3 separate regions of the Homo sapiens genome follow, and regions 2 and 3 are each linked to region 1. Evidence: read pairs that join two places in POLR2A ChIA-PET (ENCODE). Cell type or tissue: HepG2. All regions are shown on one strand.

The links. Peaks named below come from ENCODE experiments on the same cell type or tissue, not always from the same donor. Only the 100,000 strongest peaks of a DNase experiment are listed, where the experiment ranks them.
Region 2: POLR2A ChIA-PET joins it to region 1 with 11 read pairs; 3 of 35 experiments call an interaction of 5 or more read pairs at or near these places.
Region 3: POLR2A ChIA-PET joins it to region 1 with 18 read pairs; 3 of 35 experiments call an interaction of 5 or more read pairs at or near these places.

Annotation. Positions count from the first base shown.
Region 1 is chr22:32,579,552-32,587,551 of GRCh38, forward strand. All of the region lies in intron 7 of SYN3 (synapsin III), which reads right to left. SYN3-AS1 (SYN3 antisense RNA 1) reads left to right here. Exons shown (of 4, transcript XR_001755503.2): 1 at 1-799; 2 at 4,326-4,835; 3 at 5,948-6,095; 4 at 6,933-6,968. Among named protein-coding and RNA genes, the nearest start is that of SYN3-AS1, 8.6 kb to the left of the region's middle. In HepG2, a CTCF peak has its summit at 3,700; DNase peaks (open chromatin) are centred at 530 and 4,510.
Region 2 is chr22:32,641,344-32,649,343 of GRCh38, forward strand. The region is part of intron 6 of SYN3 (synapsin III); the gene reads right to left. The region is part of intron 1 of LOC105373002 (a long non-coding RNA gene); the gene reads left to right. Among named protein-coding and RNA genes, the nearest start is that of SYN3-AS1, 70 kb to the left of the region's middle. In HepG2, a CTCF peak has its summit at 3,426; a DNase peak (open chromatin) is centred at 3,338.
Region 3 is chr22:32,776,542-32,784,541 of GRCh38, forward strand. All of the region lies in intron 6 of SYN3 (synapsin III), which reads right to left. Among named protein-coding and RNA genes, the nearest start is that of TIMP3, 21 kb to the right of the region's middle. In HepG2, no CTCF peak of the experiment used is centred here; DNase peaks (open chromatin) are centred at 3,540, 3,680 and 4,060; H3K4me3 peaks cover 875 bases.

The sequences.
Region 1 (8,000 bases):
TATTAGGTTCCAACATATGAACCTAATAATATGTTTAGGAAGACACCAACATTCAGACCATGGCAAGCCATTAGTCTCAAATTCTCAAAAGCCTTTGCCCCTCCTCCAACCCTTCTGAAGATCAGGACTCAGAGCTCAAAGGTGTCCTTGCCCCAGCCGCTTGGGTCACTTGCTGCCAGGGGCCAGAAGGGGTGGTGGGAAGGTGATGGGAACAACAGGGTTTGATGGACTGTTTGGGGAACTGTCTAATTATCCTGCTTATCAGTGCTGGTTCCTTTTCTTAGCTCTTTCCCTTAATAAATGAAAACTCCTTCTGTTGTTATTGAGCTCCCGGGTCACTGATTCTTTTGAGTCATATAAACCACATGTTTATAGAGTTACAGTGTGACCGTGAAATTGAATGGAGGGGAAGGGAGGCACCAGAGAAGTGTCAGCCTTGAAAGGCAACACTTTCTCTTCCCAGGCTTCTGCTCATTGTGTAGGGCAAAGGACAGGGCTTTCCGCTGTCCAGGGCCCTGGCCTAGGCGGGGAGGGGAGCTGAGGTCACTGGGTACAGCTTGTGCGTCCACAGAGCTTACAGCCTGGTTGGGGAGGGAGATGGCCAGGCTCAGAGTTGAAGATGACCTAGATCATGCGTCAACAAACTATGGCCTGAGGGCCAAAGCCAGCGCACCACCCGTTTTTGTACAGCCCATGGGTTAAGAAGAGTTTTCAAAATTTTAAACAGCAGTCTCCCCTTATCCATGGTTTCACCTTCTGTGGTTTCAGTTACTTGCAGTCAACCATGGCCCAAAAATAGGTGAGTACTATACAGCAGGACATATTGAGAGGGAGAGACCACATTCACATGACTTCTGTGACAGTAGATTGCTATAATTGTCTGATTTTATTATTATTTATTATTATTTCTCTCTTACTGTGCCTAAATTTATAAATTAAACTATATCACAGTTGTGTATGTATAGGAAAACCCAGTAAATGTAGGGTTTGGTACTGTTCATGGTTTCAGGCTTCCACCGGGAGTCTTGGAATGTATCCTTTGCCAATAAGGGGGAGCTACTGTAGTCGGGAAAAAAAATCAAAGAACAATATTATTCGAAGTGGGAACATGATATGAAATTCAAATTTCAGTGTCCATGAGTAGAGTTCCAGTGGAAGATAGCACTGCCCATTCATTTACGTATTGTCTGTGGTTGCTTTCCCACTACAAGAGCTGACTGAGTAGCTTCAGCAGAGACCATGTGCCCTGCAAAGCCTCAAATAGGTAGCATCTGGCTCTGTGCAGAAAACTTTGATGACCCTTGCCTAGATCATGGTCTAGCAGCATTGATATCACCTGGGAGCTTGTTAGAAATTCAGAACCCCAGGCAGGCGGGACTGCAGATCTAGTGAATGAGAGCCTGCATTTTAACAAGATCCCCTGGGTGATCTGTGTGCACAGTCAGGCGCTAGAGGAAGCAAATCAACATCTCTTAAGTATCTACAATTTTTTAAGAGTGCGTTACCTCAATCAGTCTTTAGGTTAATCCCTTTTCCACTAGGGACATTTACTGGCCCTGTTTTGTTTTTATTTTTTGAGACTGAGTCTCGCTCTGCCACTCAGGCTGGAGTGCAGTGGTGCAATCTCGGCTCACTGCAACCTCTGCCTCCCAGGTTCAAATAATTCTTGTGCTTCAGCTTCCTGAGCAGCTGAGACTACAGGCGCCCACCACCACGCCCAGCTAATTTTTATGTTTTTAGCAGAGACGGGTTTCGCCATGTTGGCCAGGCTGGTCTCGAACTCCTGACCTCAGGTGATCGGCCCGCCTTGGCATCCCAAAGTGCTGGGATTATAGTAGGCATGAGCCGTAGCTCCCGGCCAACTGGGGCTATTTTACAGGTGAGAAAAACAAAGATCGCACGTCAAGTGCTCGCCCAAGGTTATATAATTAGGAATTGGCTGAGTCAGATTTAAACTCTTAGGTCCTTTGTACATCCTGTGGCCTTAACCATTAAGCTCAATGGTCCCCTATACAGAGAGGGTAAGGCCAAATTCAGTGTCTTCTGTCTGAAGCTGGAGGCACTAAACTGGCTCCCTAAGATACCCTAAGTGGGTGGCTGTTTTATTTGACGTATACAGTGTTTCAAAAGATTTTTAAATTAGTTGCCAATATTTAAAAATAAGGAGTCTGGATATTGGAGACCCCAGATAATTGATTCTTTTTTTCTTTTTCTTTTTCTTTTCTTTTCTTTCTTTCTTTCTTTTTTTTTTTTTTTTTTTTTTGAGACAGAGTCTCACTCTGTGGCCCAGGTTGGAGTGCGGTGGTGTGATGACAGCTCACTGCAACCTCCGCTTCCTGAAGAATTGAAGCAATTCTTCTGCCTTGGTCTCCCAAGTAGCTGGGACTACAGGCGTGCACCACCAAACCCGGATAATTTTTATATTTTTAGTAGAGATGGGTTTTCACCATGTTGGCCAGGCTGGTCTTGAACTCCTGACCTTGTGATCCACCCATCTCGGCCTCCCAAAATGCTGGGATTATAGGCGTGAGCTACCACACCCGGCCTGAGAATTGATTGTTATAAAAGAATCTGGAAATCAGGCTTCCCTGGCTGGGGCTAAGTTGTGACTTCTCTTGCAGGATGGCCTCGAACTCCCAGCCTGGGCTTCTGACTCATGGTAATGCCTGGTCCCTTGGGCATCTGAGTTTGCATCCCTTGGTCAAAACCAGTGGTTATGCAGAACAGCCTGCAAATCACCTGTGCATTTTGTTAAAATGTAGATTCAGAGTTGGCAGGTCTGGAAACAGGTCTGCATTCTCCCTTTTTTTTTTTTTGAGACCGGGTCTCACTCTGTTGCCCAGGCTGGAGTGCAGTGGTGTGATCACAGCTCACTGCAGCCTCGACTTCCCAGGCTCTAGTGATCCCCCTACCTCAGCCTCCCAAGTAGCTGGGACCACAGGCACATGCTACCACAACCAGCTAATTTTTATTTATTTATTTATTTAATTTTTGTAGAGACGGGCTGGGGGTGGGGGTGGGTCTCACCATGCTGCTTAGGTTGGTCTTGAACTCCTAGACTCAAGTGATTCTCCCATCTCAGCCTCCTGAAAACTTCTGGGATTACAGGTGTGAGCCACTGTGCCCAGCCTATGTTCTGCATTTTTAAGGGGCTCCCAGGTGATACGGATGCTGCCAGTACTTCCATAGGGCACACTGAGCAGCAAGGCTACCGAAGAGCTCAGGACCGTCTGACTTCAGGGCCCATTGCCCAGATCATCTGAATCGGTGCCCTTGGCTGCTGATCCATTATCTGTTAGAGTGGCCAGGGGCCTCTAGGTCCTTCTCTTCAGCTGTTAGCAGCCTCCTCCATCGACCTGCTGAGTTGTATAGCTACCACTCTTTTCTAGGAGTGTCATGACGTGAACAAGGCTGAGCAGCATTCACTGGCCCATCACAGTGCCTCCTTTGTCTTCCAGCTTCACCCCTGGAGGACAGAGCTATTGGTATGGAGGTCTCCTGGGGGTGAAGACCAAGAGTCAAGCAAGAGATCAGGGTCTGCCGCTAGTGTCCTATTGATCTGGAGGCTTAATGGAGGCAGATGTTTGTATTTTAGAAAGCTGCTTCCCCTACCCCCAACACATGGACAGACACACACCCCAAAATGTAACAAACCCATTGTCTGCATCATCTGTGGTCTTCCTGGAAAACAAGCCTGCCATGGCCACCTGTCGGCAGTGATGCCAACTGCTCCCCGGTACAGCTATTTCCAAGATTCCAGAGATGTGGCTGGTTTCACTTCCAGGAAGCTTGCTGGAAGACTGCCCTGTGCCCCACGCCTCAGTAGGGCAGGGGGCCTCCCCTGGTTTTAGGATCATGCTTCTCCTGCCTGCTGATGGTAAGAATGGGCTGTGCCTGAGCGTTTTGGCTAGAGAAGCCCTCAGCAGACATATAGGCTGTGTTCCAAAAGGCCTGGCAGAACTCTCTGGAGTCTTACCTCCCCTGGCATGGATGCCAGAATCAGTGGGAAGAACGTGTGCGTGTGATATGCAGCCCTGTGCAAATCATTTCTCCTCTTTGATCTCTGCTTATCTCATCTGTAAAATGAGTATCATTGAAACGGTCCTCACAGGGATAACAAAAATTACATCCTGGGTCCTGTGCAGAAATATAGTTCTATTAAGCACTAATCAGGCCACACTTTGGCCCACTTCCTTGTAACTGAGAGTCAGGTAGCACTAGATACTGACCATCTGCATCCTCATTGTTCCTATACCTAGGATTTCTAACCTTAGAATCATAGGTTTTTGTTTACGAATTGATTTATATCCCCATTGTTCCTATAGCTACGATCAGTGACCATGGACTCATAAGGCTTTTGTTTAAGAATTGCCTAAGATGTTCTTCAGATCCTGAATTCCAGCAGGAAAGCTAATGCCAACCAGTTTGAAAACAACCACAGAGGAATCGAATCAGCACGAGAATGCAGTTTCTTCATTTCCCTGTCCCATGACTTTACTCTGCACTCTTTGACCAATCAATAATCCTGGACCTTGGCCCACTTCAAACCCCTTGAAATCTCTAGCTCCAACTCCCTGGAGGGGTGGATTTGAGGTTTCCTCCTGTTTCCTTGTTTGGCTGCCGTATGATTATTAAACTCTTTCTTTGCTGCAATCCCTGTTGCCTTGGTTTATTGACTTACTGTGCATCGGGCAAACAAACCTATTATGATGACATCATGACGCAATATCCACCTCAAAGGACTGCTGGGAGCCTCAAAAATTTACAAATTTGTGAATTGTATGTGACTGTCTGATGCCGGGGAGCAGCAAGGAGCTTTTGGTGATTGGAGTGCGGTAAATTATAATGTTCCCCACCCCACCGGGTGATGTGTGCCCCACTTCTGTCTGAGGGTCTCTTAAGGGGAAGAATTCTCTGGCCTTTGTTAGATGCAGTGTCAGGATGGCTCAACAGACATGACCAGGAAAACAGAGAAAAGAAAAAAGGAAATCTTATTGCTTTTCAATGTCTGTCAGTTAAAAAAAATTGATATTCTTTGTTTTTCATGGAGGGGTCCTCTGCATCAGTGCTCATAAGAACAGACAATTTATTTCTTCCAAATGAGTCTGTTCCTGGGCCTCTGTCCCTCTTGACAAAATGGGGCTTATAGATGGTGTACACTGTCTTTAAAACACAGTGCCAGAGGGTGGTATTCTTTCTTTCTTTTTGTTTAAATCATTCTTTTGAAATGAATGTTCTTGGTTTTGGCTTCAGGCCTGGTGTGAGATCAGTTGACCAAAACACAAGAGCAGTTCATATGCAAAAGGTCAGTGCTGGTCTCAAAGGTACTGACATGTTTCTTGGGTGGGGCCTTGTGAAATTCTTTATAAATAAACTCTCTAATTAAGTTGGCTCCTTGCCTTGTACTGGGAAGAGATGATTACACCAGGGTGTTCCTGAGGGTCCCTGGCAGCAAGCAGAACAGGGCTGTCAATCTCAGTCCAAATTCTGCTTCACCACTTACCTGTGACCTTGGGCAGAATGACTCTTGGCACCTCTATAAAACAGGGATCAGAAATACCTCTGAAATACCTCTGAAGGTTAGAGGAGATGCACAAGGCACTCATCGTGGTGTACGGGCACTTGGGAATTGTTACTATCCTCCTTCTCTTTCCTTATTCATCCATGTAATCTGCTCTGAGCTATCCCAGAGAAGCAGAGGCCCAGGGAAGTTAAGAAATTTGCTGAAGGTCACAATGCTGGCAAACAGTTGAGCCAAGCTCAGAACCCCAGCATCAGTTGGTTTTCCCCAGCGCCAGTCTAAGCCCAAAGCCCATACTCTCTTTTGCTTATCTCCCCATCTCCTATTTCTATGAAGCTTTAGACTTTCTAATGCACTTTTATTCACTAGCTCTCCCAAGTGATTGGGTGAGGAAAATCATGAAATAAGGGAAAATTGCATTTACAGGTTTAAGTGACTGGCACTGGTGGTTACTGCTGGCCCCAGGGAGTGTGAGGCTAGCAGGATGACCCAGATTTCCCAAACCAGGCCAGGGCTCTTTCCAGTGAACCAAGGATGATGTGAAGATGCAGGAGGTGGCAGAGGAAGATCTCAGGTAGAGGTCTTAGCTTTAAGTTCTTGTAAGAAAAATGACTTCATGATCTAGATGGTCCTGCCTTCAACAGGTGAACATTGGGTTACACAGAGAAGCAGGATGACTGTTTCAGTTAGCTCTGCTTACGCCTAGAATCACAGCATTTTAGCTTTCAAAGGCAGGAAGCAAATTTAAGGACTCTTTACAAGATGGGCATGTGTGTCTTTTATATGTATATATACGTATATAGACATATATACGTATATATACGTATATATGTGTATGTATACATATATGTGTATATACGTATATGTGTATGTATACATATATGTGTATATACGTATATATGTATATATGTATGTATACGTATATATGTATGTATGTATACGTATATATGTATGTATGTATATATGTATATGTATATATGTGTATATGTATATATGTATACATGTATACATGTATATATGTATATATGTATACATGTATATGTATATATGTATATGTATGTATATACATATACACATATACACACAAACACATGCACACACATGCAAATATACACATGCAGTTGATTCTCATTATTAATGCTAGTTATGCCTTATAAAGTTGCAGTGAACACTGAATAAGTGAATACTGACCCATTGCTCCTAGGAGAAATACAGAGTTAAGTTCCTTTAAGCCTCTGGTCACAATATTTTCATCCAGTGATTAATATATAAACTTGTGTTATGTGTGTTTCTGCTGAAAGACATTTTAATATATATTGTTGATTCATTGACATTAAACTCAATGCCAATGGTACTGTATAACTCATGCCTAAATGAAACTTATCTAACACATCTATTTTTTTCCATAAAGAATATCACTTAGGAAGACTAGACAGCACTTCAGCACTACACTTCGAGGGCATTTTAAACAGTGAAATCATCAACAAAAAGCACAAAAATGCATAAGTGTGGCACCAAATAGACTGCAAGAAGGACACTTGTTTACGGTTTGAGAGCTGAAACCAGGAGACAGAGTGTTATCTTATTTGACTCAAATTTTTCACCACTCTGAGCAGGTCCGTGAATGGCCACAAAACTGCTGCGAGATTTCATTTTGGGGCTACAAAGGAATTTTTGCAAGTAGATGAATTGGCAAACATGGAGTCTGTGAATGATGAGGATGGACTGTGTATGTTGCATTTGTGGAGAGGACAACTTCATTGCAGAGGATGTGTAAAGGGAGCACAGTGCCTAAAGTCTTCATTAAGGTGTAGGGGACTGATGTATCCCCTCCCGAGGGCCCACTGTGCTCAAGAGAAGCAGAGAATACGCCGGGAGCGGTGGCTCACGCCTGTAATCCCAGCACTTTGGGAGGCTGAGGCAGGTGGATCACGAGGTCAGGAGATTAAGACCATTCTGGCCAACATGGTGAAACCCCATCTCTACTAAAAATACAAAAATTAGCTGGGCATGGTGGCCTGCGTCTGTAGTCCCAGCTACTCAGGAGGCTGAGGCAGGAGAATCGCTTGAACCTGGGAGGCAGAGGTTGCAGTGAGCCGAGATCACACCACTGCACTCCAGCCTGGGTGACAGAGCAAAGCTCTTATCTCAAAAAAAAAAAAAAAAAAAAAGAGAGAGAGAAGCAGAGAATAAAGGAGGCCAGTGGCCATCAAAAGGGAGTGGCAGGTAGGTGAGAGAGGACATAGGGAGGGAGGTGGGATTGAGAGGGAGGGCAGTGGGTGTTGGGGGGGAGGGTCCCTCACGGTTTAGCTGGGTCCCAGAACTCCCTCCCCCTGAACACCTCGTGGGTGGGTGCCTCTTCTCTGCTCACTTTTGGCTGGACTTCTGCTGATCTGTGAAACACAGAGAGACTCTCCTCTCTGGCTGTCTCCCAGTTGCGGGGAACCTTTTGATTTCTTAACTATTCCCCTGGGATCCA
Region 2 (8,000 bases), 62 kb after region 1:
CATGCCTGTAATCCCAGCACTTTGGGAGGCTGAGGCAGGCGGATCATGAGGTCAGGAGATCGAGACCATTCTGGCTAACACGGTGAAACCCTGTCTCTACTAAAAATACAAAAAATTAGCTGGGCGTGGTGGCGGGCGCCTGTAGTCCCAGCTACTCGGGAGGCTGAGGCAGGAGAATGTTGTGAACCCGGGAGGCAGAGTTTGCAGTGAGCCGAGATGGTGCCACTGCACTCCAGCCTGGGCGACAGAGCAAGACTCCATCTCAAAAAAAAAAAAAAAAAAAAAAATTGCCTAGGGCTGTTGGGGTGTGGGAGGAGGGAAGGGGAATGACTGCTTAATGAGTATGATGTTTCTCGCTGGGGAGAGGAAAATGGTCTAAAATTGAAGGTGGTAATGGTTGCACATATCTGCGAATATACTAAAAGCCACTTAATACTACACTTAAAGTGGGTAAATTGTATTGTAAGTGACTTATATCTCAATAAAGCTGATATTAAGAAAACGAAAAAGTGCTTCCTGAGAAATTGGGGGACCTCATTGTTTGAGAAACCCTTTTCAGGGGTACAGATTGCCCCTCCCCAGCCTCCAAAGATGGAAACTCCCATATTTCTAGAGCATTTCCTCTGGCAATCCTCACACTGTGCTGGTTAAGTTTCCGGTTAAGGCCCGGGTGCGGTGGGTCACATCTGAAATCCCAGCACTTTGGGAGGCAGCGGCAGGTGAATCACCTGAGGTCAGGAGTTTGAGACCAGCCTGGTCAATGTGGGGAAACCCTGTCTCTACTAAAAATACAAAAATTAGCCAGGCGTGGTGCAAGCGCCTGTAATCCCAGCTCCTCGGGAGGCTGAGGCAGGAGAATCGCTTGAACCTGGGAGACGGAGGTTGCAGTGAGCCGAGATCATGCCACTGCACTCCAGCCTTGGGTGACAGAGCAGGACTCCATTTAAAAAAAATAATAATAATAAAGAAGTTTCTGGTTAAGGATTCCAACCATTTTCTAGAAGGGCAATCCAAATCACAAGACTGTGAAAGGACTTAAGCCACACTCAGTGTCCTACCCCAAACTTTTTTATTTTGATTTTGATTTTTTATCTTTTTATTTTATTTTTTTAATTGAGATGGAGTCTTGCTCTGTCGCCCAGGCTGGAGTGCAGTGGCGCAATCGCGGCTCACTGCAAGCTCCGCCTCCTGGGTTCACGCTATTCTCCTGCCTCAGCCTCTCCGAGTAGCTGGGACTACAGGCGCCCCCACCACGCCTGGCTAATTTTTTGTATTTTTAGTCGAGATGGGGTTTCACCGTGGTCTCGATCTCCTGACCTCGTGATCCGCCCGCCTCGGCCTCCCAAAGTGCTGGGATTACAAGCGTGAGCCACCGTACCCGGCCTTATTTTTATTTTTGAGATGGGGGTCTCACTATGTTGCCCAGGCTGTCTCGAACTCCTAAGCTCAAATGATCCTCCCACCTTGGCCTCTCAAATACTGGGATTACAGGCTTGAGCCACTGTGCTTGGCCCTATCCCAAACTTTTTGATCAGGCCCCCTATCAAAAAAAGGTGAGGATGCATCTCAATATATGATGAGTTATTTGTTTTTTAAATCTACCTAAAAGTTATACTTGTATTAATATGCTGATCCATATGGACATTATAAAATGTGCACACAATTTACACTTAAAAAGATGAGCTTATAAAAGTGATAGGGAAACCTTTTTTGAGGAAGTTATTTGTTTGTTTGTTTTTTGTTTTTGTTTTTTGAGATGGAATCTCACTCTGTCACTCAGGCCGGAGTGCAATGATGTGATCTCAGCTCACTACAACCTCTGCCTCCCAGATTCAGCAATTCTCCTGCCTCAGCCCCTCCTGAGTAGGTGGGATTACAGGTGCACGCCACCATGCCCGGCTAATTTTTGTATTTTTAGTAGAGATGGGGTTTCACCATGTTGGCCAAGCTGGTCTTGAACTCCTGACCTTGTGACCCACCCACCTCGGCCTGCCAAAGTGCTGGGATTACAGGCGTGAGCCACTGCGCCCCACCAAGGGGGTGAGATTTGAGCAGGGATGTGAAGGATGTTTATCTTCACACTTTGCGTTGCCACCTAATCTCGCCCCACAGGGGTCAACTTAAGCCTTCTGCCAAAAGCCCAGAGAGTCCTTGAAATCACTGTAAGAGATCTCTAAGAATAATGAGAGGGCAAATTAGAAATGGTGGGGGGGCGGGGGGGGCAGAACAGACCCATAAAGGAAAAGATAAATGAAGAACAGAGGAGGGAAAAAAGAGTTATAGTAGAAATAAATCAGAAGACCCCATGTTCAAATCTCAATATTTCAAACCTCTAATATTTTATGATTGGTATGAATTTGACCTTGAGTTTAGCCTTCTCATTTGTAAAATGGAGGTAACAATACTTCTCCTATAGGACAGTTCAGAGCATTTACTGAGAGGATGTGCTTAAAGAAAGAGACAAGGGGCCGGGCGCGGTGGCTCACACCTGTAATCCCAACACTTTGGGAGGCCGAGGCGGGTGGATCACAAGGTCAGGAGTTCAAGACCAGCCTGGCCAACATGAAGAAACCACGTCTCTACTAAAAATACAAAAAATTAGCTGGGCACCTGTAATCCCAGCTACTTGGAGGCTGAGGCAGGAGAATCGCTTGAACCCAGGAGGTGGAGGTTGTAGTGAGCCGAGATCTCACCACTGTACTCCAGCCTGGGCAAGCGAGACTCTGCCTCAAAAAAAAAAAAAAAAAAAAAAAAAAAAAGCGACAAGACTGACTGATGATGGGAGAAAGGAACTATTCAGGGAGGGAGATGGGAGACAGAGTGCAGTTTCACAAACATATACTGAATACCCACTGAGTGCCAGAAACTGTGCTAGGCAGGACATACAAAATGGAATTTGACCCCATTGCTACCCTTTGGGGAGCCTGAAGTTTAGCAGGGAGACGAGACATATAAGCAGATAGTCAACCGTACATTCAGGGTTGGAGGCTGGCAGTGGAGGGGAGGGGTATGAGGTGGGGAAGAGGAAGAGGGAGGTGCTCTCCACCAGTCCCTGAAGGCACACTGAGGATAAAGATCCTCCTTCTAGGTGGCAGGTGGCAGCTGTCCTGCCACGTGAGTGTCAGGGGCCCTGGGAATGCCTTTTCAGCATGCCCTGGCTCCACGCAACCCTCCCAAATAAACGCCTTCCAGCCCAGACAAGCAGGAAGTGTGCTGGGCTGGCGGATGGACTGACGCTCGCACATGCAGGCACATGCACAGGAAACTGAACTGCTGGGCAGGTTATTTTCGTTTTTCCCTTTCCACCACCACTGGAGCAATCAGTGACATTCCTTTCCCTCCTAAACACACAGGTTTGTGTACCAGAGCCTGGCAGGAAGTGAAGAAATCCCCTTTGGAAGAGCAGCAGCGGCCTCTATCCCGTGGCCTCCTCCCTCATTCCTGGGGTGGCTGCCTGGGGCCTCCCAGTGCTGTGGCCTTGGTGGCTTTTCTCCTCTTTTTCTGACTGTTCCGGGAAAGGGGAGGGATGGGGGAGAACCTGGTTCAGACCTCTTTTTGGAATCACAGTGCCTTTGGCCCTCCACTGCCTAGCTCTCTCCAGCCTCAGCTCAGTTCTTAGAATGATGTCGTAGCAGGAAGTGGTTGGGGAAAGGGTGGTGAGAGGTGGCAGACACAGGAGGAGAGAAGAGGTTCCCAGGTCCGAGAGAAAACACCAGAGGGGAGAATCCAGAGAGGACTCAGAGGTGAAACTGTGCCTTTTGACAGTGACATTCCTTCCTTCAAAACACTTTTCCTAAGAAAATTAAGAAGGCAAGGACAAGGGACCCAGAATCCTCCCTAAAGCCAGACAATAATTAAATGAGAGCTAAGGGCCGAGGAGGGCAGATCACCTGAGGTCGGGAGTTCGAGACCAGCCTGACCAACATGGAGAAACCCCGTCTCTACTACAAATACAAAATTAGCCGGGCATGGTGGCGCATGCCTGTAATCCCAGCTACTTGGGAGGCTGAGGCAGGAGAATCACTTGAACCCGGGAGGCAGAGGTGGCGGTGAGCGAAGATCGCACCACTGCACTCCAGCCTGGGCAACAAGAGCGAAACTCCGTCTGAAAAAAAAAAAAAGCTAAGGGCCCAGGAATGGCAGAAAAATACCTCCTTGCATCTTAAACTTGTCTGCTTTAATAATTTACTCTACAAGTAATACGTGCTTTCGTGTGTGTTTAAAGCTTGTGAGGCTGGATGATATTTCTGAAACGTTAATTGGTAATTGTTTCCACCTGGTATGTCCTTTCTCTTGAGACCCTTCTCCATTTGAGCCAGTGGGCTGCTCTGTGGCTACTGCTTTGGGAAAGGGACGTAACTGCTCCCTGCCCTCTGCTTTTGTTTCCAAAACCCAAGTTCTTAGGAAAACCAAAACAACTCTTGGCATAGGAGACAACAGATTTGGGAGAAATACGGTATGTAAGAGCAGGGCTTCTCACCTCTGAGATGAGACAAGAATTCCCTGTCTGGGGGAAAGGGGAAAAGTGGAGGTAAATCCACAAAAGGGGATATTTTGGGGGTTGGGGTGGGGTGGGGAGCTGTACCCCACTTCTGGCACGTGAGCCTTGGAATAAGGAACAAGTCCCAAGGAGATTCAGGCAAGGAGGGGACCTGCACATTACTTCCTGGTAGAACTATGTCACTGGAGAAGCAGCAGGACCCTAGAGTGGAAGTGGCTGCTTGAAACGTCCAGGTGGATGGAGCCGCGGAAAGGGTGCCTACTGAGGTATGAGAATAGCAGGAAGATTCCCGTGCATCCAGGAAGAGCACAGAGCAGTGGAGATGCATGGAATGGATCCCTGGCTCAACAGCAACCTGTGTGGACCATCAGCTGAGCACCTAGTGATGGACATCTCCATGAATGCCATTTGGATCAATAACATTGGTGTTTCCTCCCACTGTCTTGGAACTAACTCAAGCTCCAAAAGTCTGGCGCAACTCTAGGAGAAGGGGAGGGAACCCCAAACTGACTTTTGTTCATGCTGGTGCTTAAAATAGAAAATGAACCTTAGAAAAATCCACTTACATTTCTTGCATCTGAGTCCCCCTGGGAAGGTGGATGGAGAACCTGACTCATAAGGTCGCTTATTTAGTGTTGGCAGTTTCCATAAATATTTACACCTGAGTTTTAAACATCCGGCTAGCGCTTCTTTGTGCTAGATCTTTTTTTGGGGTAATAGAGGGATAAAGAAGGAGCAGATGTGTTATAATAGGTGCTCCAAGAAGATTGCAAATACAGCGTTATGGGAGCAGGAGGATGTTGAGAAAGTCTTTCCAGGCCCTGCAAACTATGAGTAAGGGTTTTCTCGGGTTTGAGTCAAGGATTGAGGCACTTCTGATTTGACTGGCTTTGTGAGCAGAGACTGAGAAACAATGAAACAGTGGAAAGAATGGAGGCAGATATTGCAGAAATACAAGAATAGCAAATGGCAAGGCCCCCTCTCCCTCTGTGGTTCTGTTTTGGATGAGATATTCCAGATGGAGCAGCTGAAGTGAGTGGAGACCTGTTTGGCTTGTGGAAGAGGTTTTGGTTCTGTATGGAGAGTAAAAAGCCATCAGGTTAAGAGACAAGGGCTGGCTCCCCTGAAGCCCCCTGCCTTCGCTGGTTGCTGGGAACCAAGTGAAACTCTCTTGAACTTGAGTCAGCTTGAATACAGGTCTGTGTGTCCCTGTAACTGCCAAAGGCTTGGGGGCTTGTCTGGTCACCTGTTTTATGTGTCTGGGTTTTACCTCTCCTACTTATATTCTATGTCATGAGAAAACTGGCCTTTGGTCTTGGAAGACACCACCCAGAATGCCCCTCTGCATGTCTATGAGTTCCAAATCCAAGGGGGTCAGCAGAGGAGGGACCCAGGGATCTCCAGAAGGCCTCTTGGTGTTCTTTTCTCGGAGCCTACTGTGGGCTCCTCTTCCAAGGCTACAGGCATATGAGGTAGGGACAGAGATCCTGGTGGCATCTGAGATGATGTTTGGTGATGCTTGAAAATAGCATCAACAGACTGAATCATATGCTGAGAAAGTTATTTCCTTTTCAGTGAATTTTCTAGCTTTGAGATTTTTCTTTTTCTTTTTTTTTTTTTGAGACAGGGTCTCACTCTATAGCCCAGGCTGGAGTGCAGCGGTATGATCATGGCTCACTGCAGCCTTGGCCTCCTGAGTTCAAGTGACCCTCCTGCCTCAGACTCCTGAGTAGCTAGGACTACAGATGTGTGCCACTGTTCCCAGCTATTTATTTATTTATTGAGATGGAGTCTTGCTCTGTTGCCCAGGCTGGAGTGCAGTGGCGTGATCTCAGCTCACTGAAACCTCCGCCTCCTGGGTTCAAGCAATTCTTCTGCCTCAGCCTCCGGAGTAGCTGGGATTACAGGTGCGCGCCACCATATCTGGCTAATTTTTGTATTCTTAGTAGAGACAGGGTTCCATCATATTGGCCAGGCTGGTCTCGAACTCCTGACCTTGCAATCCGCCCACCTCGGCCTCCCAAAGTGCTGGGATTACATATTTTTAATATTTTTTTACATTTTTTTTGTTTTTGGTAGAGATGGAGTCTCACTATCTTGTCCAGGCTTATCTTGAACTCCTAGGCACAAGTGATCCTCTCACTTCAGTCTCCCAAGTAGCTGAGACTACAGACACACTTTTAGAAAAGTTTTTGTAGGGATTGGGGGGGTGTCTCACCACATTGCCTAGACTGGTCTCAAACTCCTGGCCTCAAGCAGTCCTGCACACTTCAGCTTCCCAAATTGCTGGGATTACAGGAGCCGCTACACCTGGCTTAGCTTTTGAGACTCTATTAAGGAGAGTCTTAGTTTGGTTCCTGTGCTCTTTCAACACCTCCCCAATATTAGCAAACCTCCCACTTTCCTGGAGAGCTTGGAGCCCATAGCAAGCAAGAGTATCCAGCATGAATTCAATAATATTGCTTTGTTCTTGTGTTTTTTATGGTTATTTTCTTTTGTCAGGAGATACTGGTTTTCCATTTATGGTAGTCATCAGTTTCTTTGAAAATAGGTTTATTGAAGATAAAACTTAAAAATATCAATAATTATATGAATTACAGTATACACAGTACATAAATATGGTAAAAATTGTAAAGGTTGTGACCAACGATTGAAGTTTGGGAAACCCGGACTTAAAGTTTTGGCCCCAGTGAAAATCCTGCCCTTAGTAGTTTAATGGAAAGAGCACAGCATTGGTTAGAAATATCTGCATTTGAGACTTGGCATTGTAAAGCCCTGTTTGGCACATATTAGCTACATGACCATGGGCAGGTTGATTAACCTCTCAAAGCCTCAGTTTCATTAGCTGTAAAATGGGAACGTACTACCTCTTGAGGTTGCTGAAAGATTAAATGACATCACACACACAGAGTATACGCTGAGCTCAGAGCCTGGCTCACAGCAAACAACTAAGATGGACAATTATGATTTTTGTTGTTGTCCAAGAAGCACCTCTTTTACTCTGAGGTGCCACACAACAGTCATTGGCCACTCATACCAATGAATGTGCATTTTACATTTTCTCCCTGCAGGGAGTTTGGATGGGCACAAAGTAAAACAAAGAGGCCCCTGGATGTGAAGGAGTGTATGAAATTAGGAAACAAGTATCTCCTGACCACCTATTACAGTTGATTGTATCATCGTTCCTAATTCTTCACCCCTCTCTGTATCAATACCTGTTGTCAGGTGACTTGATAGTTTCTTCCACTAGAGGCGGAGTATACTTCCCCTATCCCTAATTCTGGGCTTGGTCATGTCGCTTATTTTGGCCAATGGGCTGGTAGCAAACGTGACACAAACAGTGGCTTAAAATGTGCTTGTGAATTTGGGTATGACCCTCTTGTACTGCTGCAGTTAGCCATGTCCTGGCTAGCTTGCTGGTCCACTCAGCGCCAGGCCTAGAGCAGCCAATTCCCATCTGACCTGTGAGAGCAAGAATAATTATTTTTTAAGCCGCCGA
Region 3 (8,000 bases), 200 kb after region 1:
GGCACCTGTGCCAGGCTTTGAATGAAGGGTCTGGCTCCAAGTTGCTGCCTTAGGCCACCTTGAGGCGAGCTCTTTGCACCAGAATGGATGCTCTGTTTCCTGAGCCAGTCACGCAGCCTTGAGCAATGGCTTACCATGCTCCCTCTGCACTACCCTAAGTGGCTTATTCTGGGATCCTATGAGGATCAGATGGGACAGAGGGCATGAAAAGCATTTTGTAAACTGTAAAGTGCAGTGCACGGAGAAGGCATAAGAATTCAAAGTGGAAGCAAACCTGCTTACCTAGCTGGCCATGGCAAGGCTACCCTGGTCATCACTGAGATAGGTGGGGACACCAGCAGCAGGAGCCGCCCCCTATCCCTTGAGCACACACAGGAAAGTTTCTAAGCCTCGAAGTGCCCGTGGGTGAACTCACAGATGTTACCACCCAGAACCACAATGCTGACCTCACAGCATGATCACTAGATGTCACGTGAGTTCTTCAAGCCTGAATCCAGCCTTGTACCAGCTCATCAGCACCTCCTCCCGACCTGCCCTTCTCCGTGGCTTTCAAATTCAGAACCAGTTCCTCCCAGAATCACATAATTTCTTTAGCTGTAATGACTCCTTCATTCCACAGAGAAGGAGACAGGCAGGAACATTTAGTGACCCATCGAAGACCACACAGCTAGTATATTCTATCGAAAGCATCCTTCGTGTCCCAGCTGTGGGTCTCGGTATTCCCAGCTCCCCATTCATCTCAGGCAGCTAGAAATTCTTTCTGGTTGGGAGAATCCTAAAAAGGGGAAACTGGCATATGGGCACATTAGATTTCATTTCATGGCCTGGAGCCAGCCTGCTCCTTCTTTTTTTTTAATCCAATTATTATCACACAGAAACCTGTTTAGGAAGAAAAGTCCTGACTCGGTGCAATATTGTCCCCAGTATGTTGGTAGGGACTTTACTTCAGTGGATCTGTCAGAGCCCCAGATGCCAAGTCTATCTAAACATTCTATCATCAGTTCATCATTTTTGCATCCATCCATCCCTCATTCACTGAGCTTCCTGAGCTCCTGTGTGTCGGGTACCGTGCTAGACACTGGGATATAAAGAATATCCCCAAAGAACCCTCAGATTTACAGGGAGAGAGGCAAGAAAATAAATAATAGCAGCATTTCTGAAACTCACATATTAGCTTTTCTTGCTTATGATTTTTGTCATTTTCTTGTTATAGTTTACTCTTCATATTTACTTAGTATTTTCTTTGAATTAACTCTTTTTTTTGTCTTACTTAAATGCTAGCTTTGGGTTCACCCTAAGCAATAATATCCATGAATTCATGGATTTAATTGGCTAGTTTTTTCTGACTACATGTTGTACTAAAAAGTTTAACTATTAAAGAAAGAATTCCTGGGATGCCACCTAAAACCATCCTGCGTCTCAGAGGTATGTGAGGCTTCCAGTGAGAAACACTACATTATTGCTAAGGAGGCCCCTACGTGTTAGAATAGAGTCTGCCAGCTGCCACTCCAAGAGGACAATGCTTTTATCCTATCAAGTGCTGGCTGGTGAAGACACATTAGGATTAATGGTTTGATAAACAACATCTCAAGGCAGGACATTCTATGGCAGGAAGCAGATAAGTCTGTGCCTTTCACTCAAGGATCTCAGAAACATTAACTTCTCAGTTTTCATGCCCTCTAAGTGGGAGACAAGGCTATTCTCATGCCTCATTTCCTAGCTACAGGAAAAGGTGTTCTGTGATGTAAGACTGCATTTTTTTTTTTGAGACAGAATCTCACCCTGTCACCAGGCTGGAGTGCAGAGGCACGATCTTGGCTCACCACAACCTCCGACTTCCGAGTTCAAGCAATTCTCCTGCCTAAGCCTCCCAAGTAGCTGGGATCACAGGCACACGCCACCATGTCCAGCTAATTTTTGTATTTTTTTTTTAGTAGAGATGGAGTTTCACCATGTTAGCCAGGCTGGTCTCGAACTCCTGACCTTGTGATCCACACACCTTGGCCTCCCAAAGTGCTGGGATTACAGATGTGAGCCACCGCACCCGGCCAAGACTGCATTTTTTTAATCTCCTGTTTCCATCACAACACAATGACGGATGATATTCCCATGGGAGCCAGTATCAGGGTTTACGCTGAGTGAAGCGGAATCCCTAGGACTTGCATTTAACTGCAGCGTCACCGAAGAAAGTGCGTCAAAATGCAAGCAAAAGAGGATGACATTATTTTGAAGACAACCTTCAACATACCTTAATTTGTTTCTTAATAAGAAAGCAACACACAAACTCCAGGACTTTTACTATCAATAATAAAAACTGATTTGTAACACTTTGCTCCAAATAAATGAATATACCATTGTATTGGGTACTTCTCATTTCCTTTATTAATTTATTCCATAAATATTTATTGAGCACCTCTTACGTGCCCAGCTTGCCTTAGGCACTGGGGTTAGAACGATGGCTCAAGACAGACATAGTCCCTACCTTCATACTACTAGTGAGGAAGGCTGACATTAATCAAATAATCATCCAAATGAATGTAAAATGTAATGTAAATCCAAATGAATGTAAAATGTGATGTGTGGCCACAGAGGATTGATAGGAATGGTGAATGATGGATTTAAAATATGAAGCAACCAGCCGGGCATGGTGGCTCACGCCTGTAATCTCAGCACTTTGGGAGGCCGAGGTGGGTGGATCACTTGAGGTCAGGAGTTTGAGACCAGCCTGGACAACATGGCAAAAACCCATCTCTACTAAAAATACACAAATTAGCCGGGCATGATGGTACACGCCTGCAGTCCCAGCTACTCAGGAGGCTGAGGCAGGACAATCACTTGAACCTGGGAGGCGGAGGTTGCAGTGAGCCGAGATGGCGCCACTGCACTCCAGCCTGGGCAACAGCGTGAGATTCTGTCTCGAAAAACAAAAACAAACAAACAAATCTATGAAGCAACCATACAAGAGACATCACTAGTCACCCCTCATTAAGTTTCTTCCACAAACCAGATTGTCTCATTTAATCTTCGCTGCAACTCTCCGAAGCGGGCATTATTATTCCCACTTTACAAGAGAGGAAACCTTGGCTCTGAGCAGTGTAATGACTTACCCAGGGGCACTCAGCTGGCTAGTTGCAGAGCTGGGAATCAAACCCAAGCTGTGCTTTTCTCCCAAATGCCCAGTCTCCCCAGGGGATGCATGAATAGGAAAAACAGGACCTTACGTACTTTGCAGGTTACTACCGTGATGTCCTTGCTAGCGACTCCTCCACGCTTTAGTACCATCAAGGGTCCAGGTTGGGCAAGTACTCGAACCTCCATTCTGCCCTGGGATAACCTGGGCAGAAAAGCCAAACACAGCAGGGGAGCAGGAACAAAGCGCTCCCTTTTATGGTGAGGCGGTGCAAACCTCTGCATCTGCCTCCAGGCCTTGCCAAGGCCCACAGAGAAATGGCCTGCCCTAAAGATTGCAGTGAGCTGAGATTGCGCCACTGCACTCCAGCCTGGGTGACAGAGTGAGATTCTGTCTCAAAAAAAAAAAGAGAGAGAAAAAAAGAGAAAAAAAACAGAAATGGCCTGCCCTGACTGAGCCCGAAGCCTTCTGCCCTGATCTCTGCTTTTCTTTGTGTACCTGTCTGGTTACAAAGGAAGCAGCTGCCAGCTCACTGGTGTGGGACGCCATGTCTGGTCTGTGCTTTGCTGAACTGTGCTGGAATTTCACGGGCTGAAGCTGGCCCTGGGGGGTGCCGGGAGGTGAATGAGAGAAGTGTCTCAGGAGTGTTGTTCTGGGGGCTAAAATTACAGGTGATCGGACAACTGCTGTAGGAGATGGAGACAGAGCAGCACCTGAGTTGACTCTAAAACCAGAGGGCCTCTGTGCAGTGCGCTGTTGGCCGCTCTGGTTTCCTTTTCGCATCTCTGCAGCCCTTGGTATTTTCTACCTGTGTTATCAGAGAATCTCTGGCTGAGGACCCTGGAAATTTCTGCCCCCATCTCCACCCTTGGAAGCCTTTCCACAAAGAGCTTTGTAATTCACCAGGTGCCTTGCATATGGGAGGGATTACACCTTGACCTCAAATATTTGCTGTTTTCGTCACTGGCTCAGAGCCTGGGCACTGAAATAACACTGCATGGTTGGAATCCTGGCTCCCTGACTTACCAGCTGCATGACCTTGGACAATCTACTGAACTTCCTGTGCCTTAGTTTCTTTATCCTTAAAATGGAGGTAATAATAATATTAACCACAATGTAGGCTTGTTATTATAAGGATTAAATGATTTCATGTAGGTAAGGCACTTAGCAGTACCCAGCGTAATAAGCACTTAATGAGAGCAACTTGGTATTATTGCCTGCCTGCCTGCCTGCCTTCCTTGCTTCCTTCCTTCCTTCCTTCCTTTCCTTCCTTCCTTCCTTCCTTCCTTCCTTCCTTCCTTCCTTCCCTCCTTCCTTCCTCTCTCTCACCCCCTTCTTTCTTTCTTTCTCTCTCTCTTTTTTCTTTCTTTCCCCTCCCTCCCTCCCTCCCTTCCTCCCTCCCTCCCTTCCATCCTCCCTTCCTCCCTTCTTCCTTCTCTGCATCCCTCCTTTCAATAAACAAATCCTTTTAAATTGTATAAAGCCCTGGAACTACCAAGACCTGCAAGGCTCAATAGCTCGTAGTCTTGTCCAAGGTTCCACAGACAGAAAATGGACTCACTGGGAAGTGCCATCTTTTAGGAATTCACTCTTATCTGACTCCTCCATCATCCTCCCTCTCACCCTCATGGTGCCTAGCATAGTACCTTATAGAACAAGTACATCCTCAATAAATCCCTGAGAGCCTGAATAGATGATGGTGGTTAAGGACACAAAGCTTAGGGAGCAAGGCTATGTGGGTTTAAATCCTGACTCTATCACCAATAGGCTACATGGCCTTGGACGAGTTACCTAACCTCTCTGGGTTTCAGTTTTCCCCACCTATAAATTGGCATTACGATAATGCACTTACCCCACAGGGCTGGGCTCAGGCTTAAAGGAATTAATAATAAAATGTTTATATCAGTGCTTGGCACATAGTAGGTGTTACTTAGGTGTTTGCTATTATTATTATATTAGCAAACACCTAAGGAGGTGTTACTTAGGTGTTTGCTAATATTATTATTATTATTAATATTATTATTATTATTGTTGTTGTTGTTGATTGGCTGAGCTAGGGCTGAGACACAATTGCTATTTGAGAGTCTCCCAGTTCATTTTCTGATACTTTTCTCCTCCAGGACTGCCTTAGGATTCTTGGGCACAGAGAATTGGATTACTGAGTAGATTTACAGCAGACTATGCTTCTCCTCCTCCTTTTTCATTCTCTTACAAAACAGTTTTCTTTTTTAAACAGAACAGACAAGCAATGTCAAAGATTTCTTATTTCGCAATGAAGTTTTCCTTCCATGTGTTCTCCTCTTTCTATCTTCTCAGAAGGTTGTTTTTTCCCCTTCAGAACTTTTTTTCTGAAGGAAAATTCCATAGTAAGAAGGAAACAAAATAAGTTTCAGGCTCTGTAATTTTTTTTTTTTTTTGACAAAGTTTCACCTTGTCGCCCAGGCTGGAGTGCAATGGCATGATCTCGGCTCACTGCAAACTCTGCCTCCTGGTTTCAAGCGATTCTCTTGCCTCAGCCTCCCAAGTAGCTGGGATTACAGGCGGGTGCCACCACGCTCGGCTAATTTTGTATTTTTAATAGAGACGGGGTTTTACCATGTTGGTCAGGCTGGTCTCAAACTCATGACCTCAGGTGATCCACCCACCTTGGCCTCCCAAAGTCCTGGGATTACAGGCGTGTGCCACCACGCCCAGCTAATTTTGTATTTTTAGTAGACATGGGGCTTCACCATGATGACCAGGCTGGTCTCAAACTCCTGATCTCAGGTAATCCACCCACCTTGGCCTCCCAAGGTGTTGGGATTACAGGTAAGATCTACCACGCCTGGCCAGGCCTTGTAATTCTTTTTTTTTTTTTTTTTTTTGAGACAGAGTCTCGTACTGTCTCCTGGGCTGGAGTGCAATGGCATGATCTCAGCTCACTGCAACCTCCACCTCCTAGGTTCAAGTGATTCTTCCACCTCAGTTTCCCGAGTAGCTGGGACCACAGGCGCACACCACCACAGCCGGCTAATTTTTTGTATTTTTAGTAGAGATGGGGTTGCACCATGTTAGCCAGGATGGCCTCCATCTCCTGACCTCATGATCCGCCCGCGTCAGCCTCCTAAAGTGCTGGGATTACAGGCGTGAGCCACCGTGCCCAGCCCAGGCCTTGTAATTGTAGCAGAGGATTTGGCTTCCCTCAGCCTATGGATCTGCGCCCTGAAGGATGAACAGGAATTAGTGAAGCAATTCTCTATTGAGAAGGAGCAATTCTCTATTGAGAAGCAACTCTCTATTGAGAGGAGTTAGTTAAGCACTTCTCATTGAAGCTTCCCAGAGAGTAGTGAGACCAGAACCTGTTATTCCCATTAAACGGTATGGGAATTGAAGATCTGGGGAAGCCAGGTACTTAATCTTAGTCCACAGCAGAGAACTAAGCTCAATGACCCCCTTCTTATCTTTACTTAGCTTCTCGGACAGTCACTAAGACCGGGTTTCTCCTGTGCTTCCTCTCTTGATGCAGGTTTATATTGCCTGGATGCCTGACTTGGAAGTTCATGGTACAGTTCAGGGCCTTGAAACAGGTGAGTATGACAAATAACAGACCTGTGGCCTCAGTTGGAGAGACAATACAGAAGGCTGTCCACTGGGACGGGTTGGAGTACACTTGCTTCATCTAACCTGGACAGCATCTTCTAAGCCCCTGCTAAGTAATTCCTTGCAATGTGGGCCCGGAGCTTCTGGTTTTTCAGGAGAAGCTGGAAACTGGAATTACTGAAAATCTGAATTTTTCTGAAAGTTTGTGAATTACATTTTAAAATGCGGCATGAACCAAACACAAGGCATCTGTGGGCCAAATCCAGCCTTGAGATTGCTAGTTTTTACATGGTTTTTAATCTTCGGATTTAAGGGGGCTTAGAGGATGTCTTGTCCACTGTTCTTTACCATGCTGGAATCCCCTGTGCGCCGTCTCTGAAATACAGTTGTTCAGCCTCCAACTGAAATACCCCTGCTCTCTCCTGCTAGGAGTTTGAAATTCACCAGAACTCACAGTTTTACTTGCTCTTTATCATTATAAACCCCTAATCTACCACCTGGCAGCTTTTACCCTTTGGTCCTAGTGTCTTTTGGGGGAAACTAAACAAACCAATCTCATCTTTGGCACAAACCAATCTCATCTTTGGCATGAATTCTGCAGCCAAACTGCCTGGATTCGACTCCCAGCAATACTATAACTGTGTCGTGGTAGGCATGTGACTTGAACTATCTGTGCCTCAGTTTCCTTACCTGTAAAAAGGGGATGATAATGGTATTTACCTTACAAAGTTGGATGAGGTTTAAGTGAGCTAATATATTCAAAAGTCCTTGGAAAGGCAATATAAGTGTTTGTTATTTTTTCCTCTTTCTCAGGTTAAACTTTGCAAGTGCTTCCAACTATCTCCAGACCCTGTGTTTTCTGGGGCTTTTGTCATTCTCTCTACTCTGTTTGGAGGGTGAGCCAACGTGGCTCCCTTGATCCCTGACTCTTGGTATTCACAGCCTTGCCTAATTCCTCCACCTTGAGTGATGGTGGGGCTTGTGATATGCCTTTAACCAATAGAACATGGCGCAGGTGACAGGGCATATGCGATTATATGAATATGAACAATCATGTTACATGAGGCTGGAATGCCCATCTTGGGAGGAGGCACTTTTTCCTGCTGGCTTTGAAGAAGCAGGTTGCCGCATGGTGAGCTGCCTGTGGAGATAATCACATGGCAAGAAAATGAGGGTGAATTCCAGCTCACAGCCAGGTAGAAACTGAGGAACCAAATGTTGCCATCAATCAAGTGAGTGAGGAAGTAGGTGCTTCCTCAGTCAAGTTCCAGATGAAACTGCAGCCCTGGCT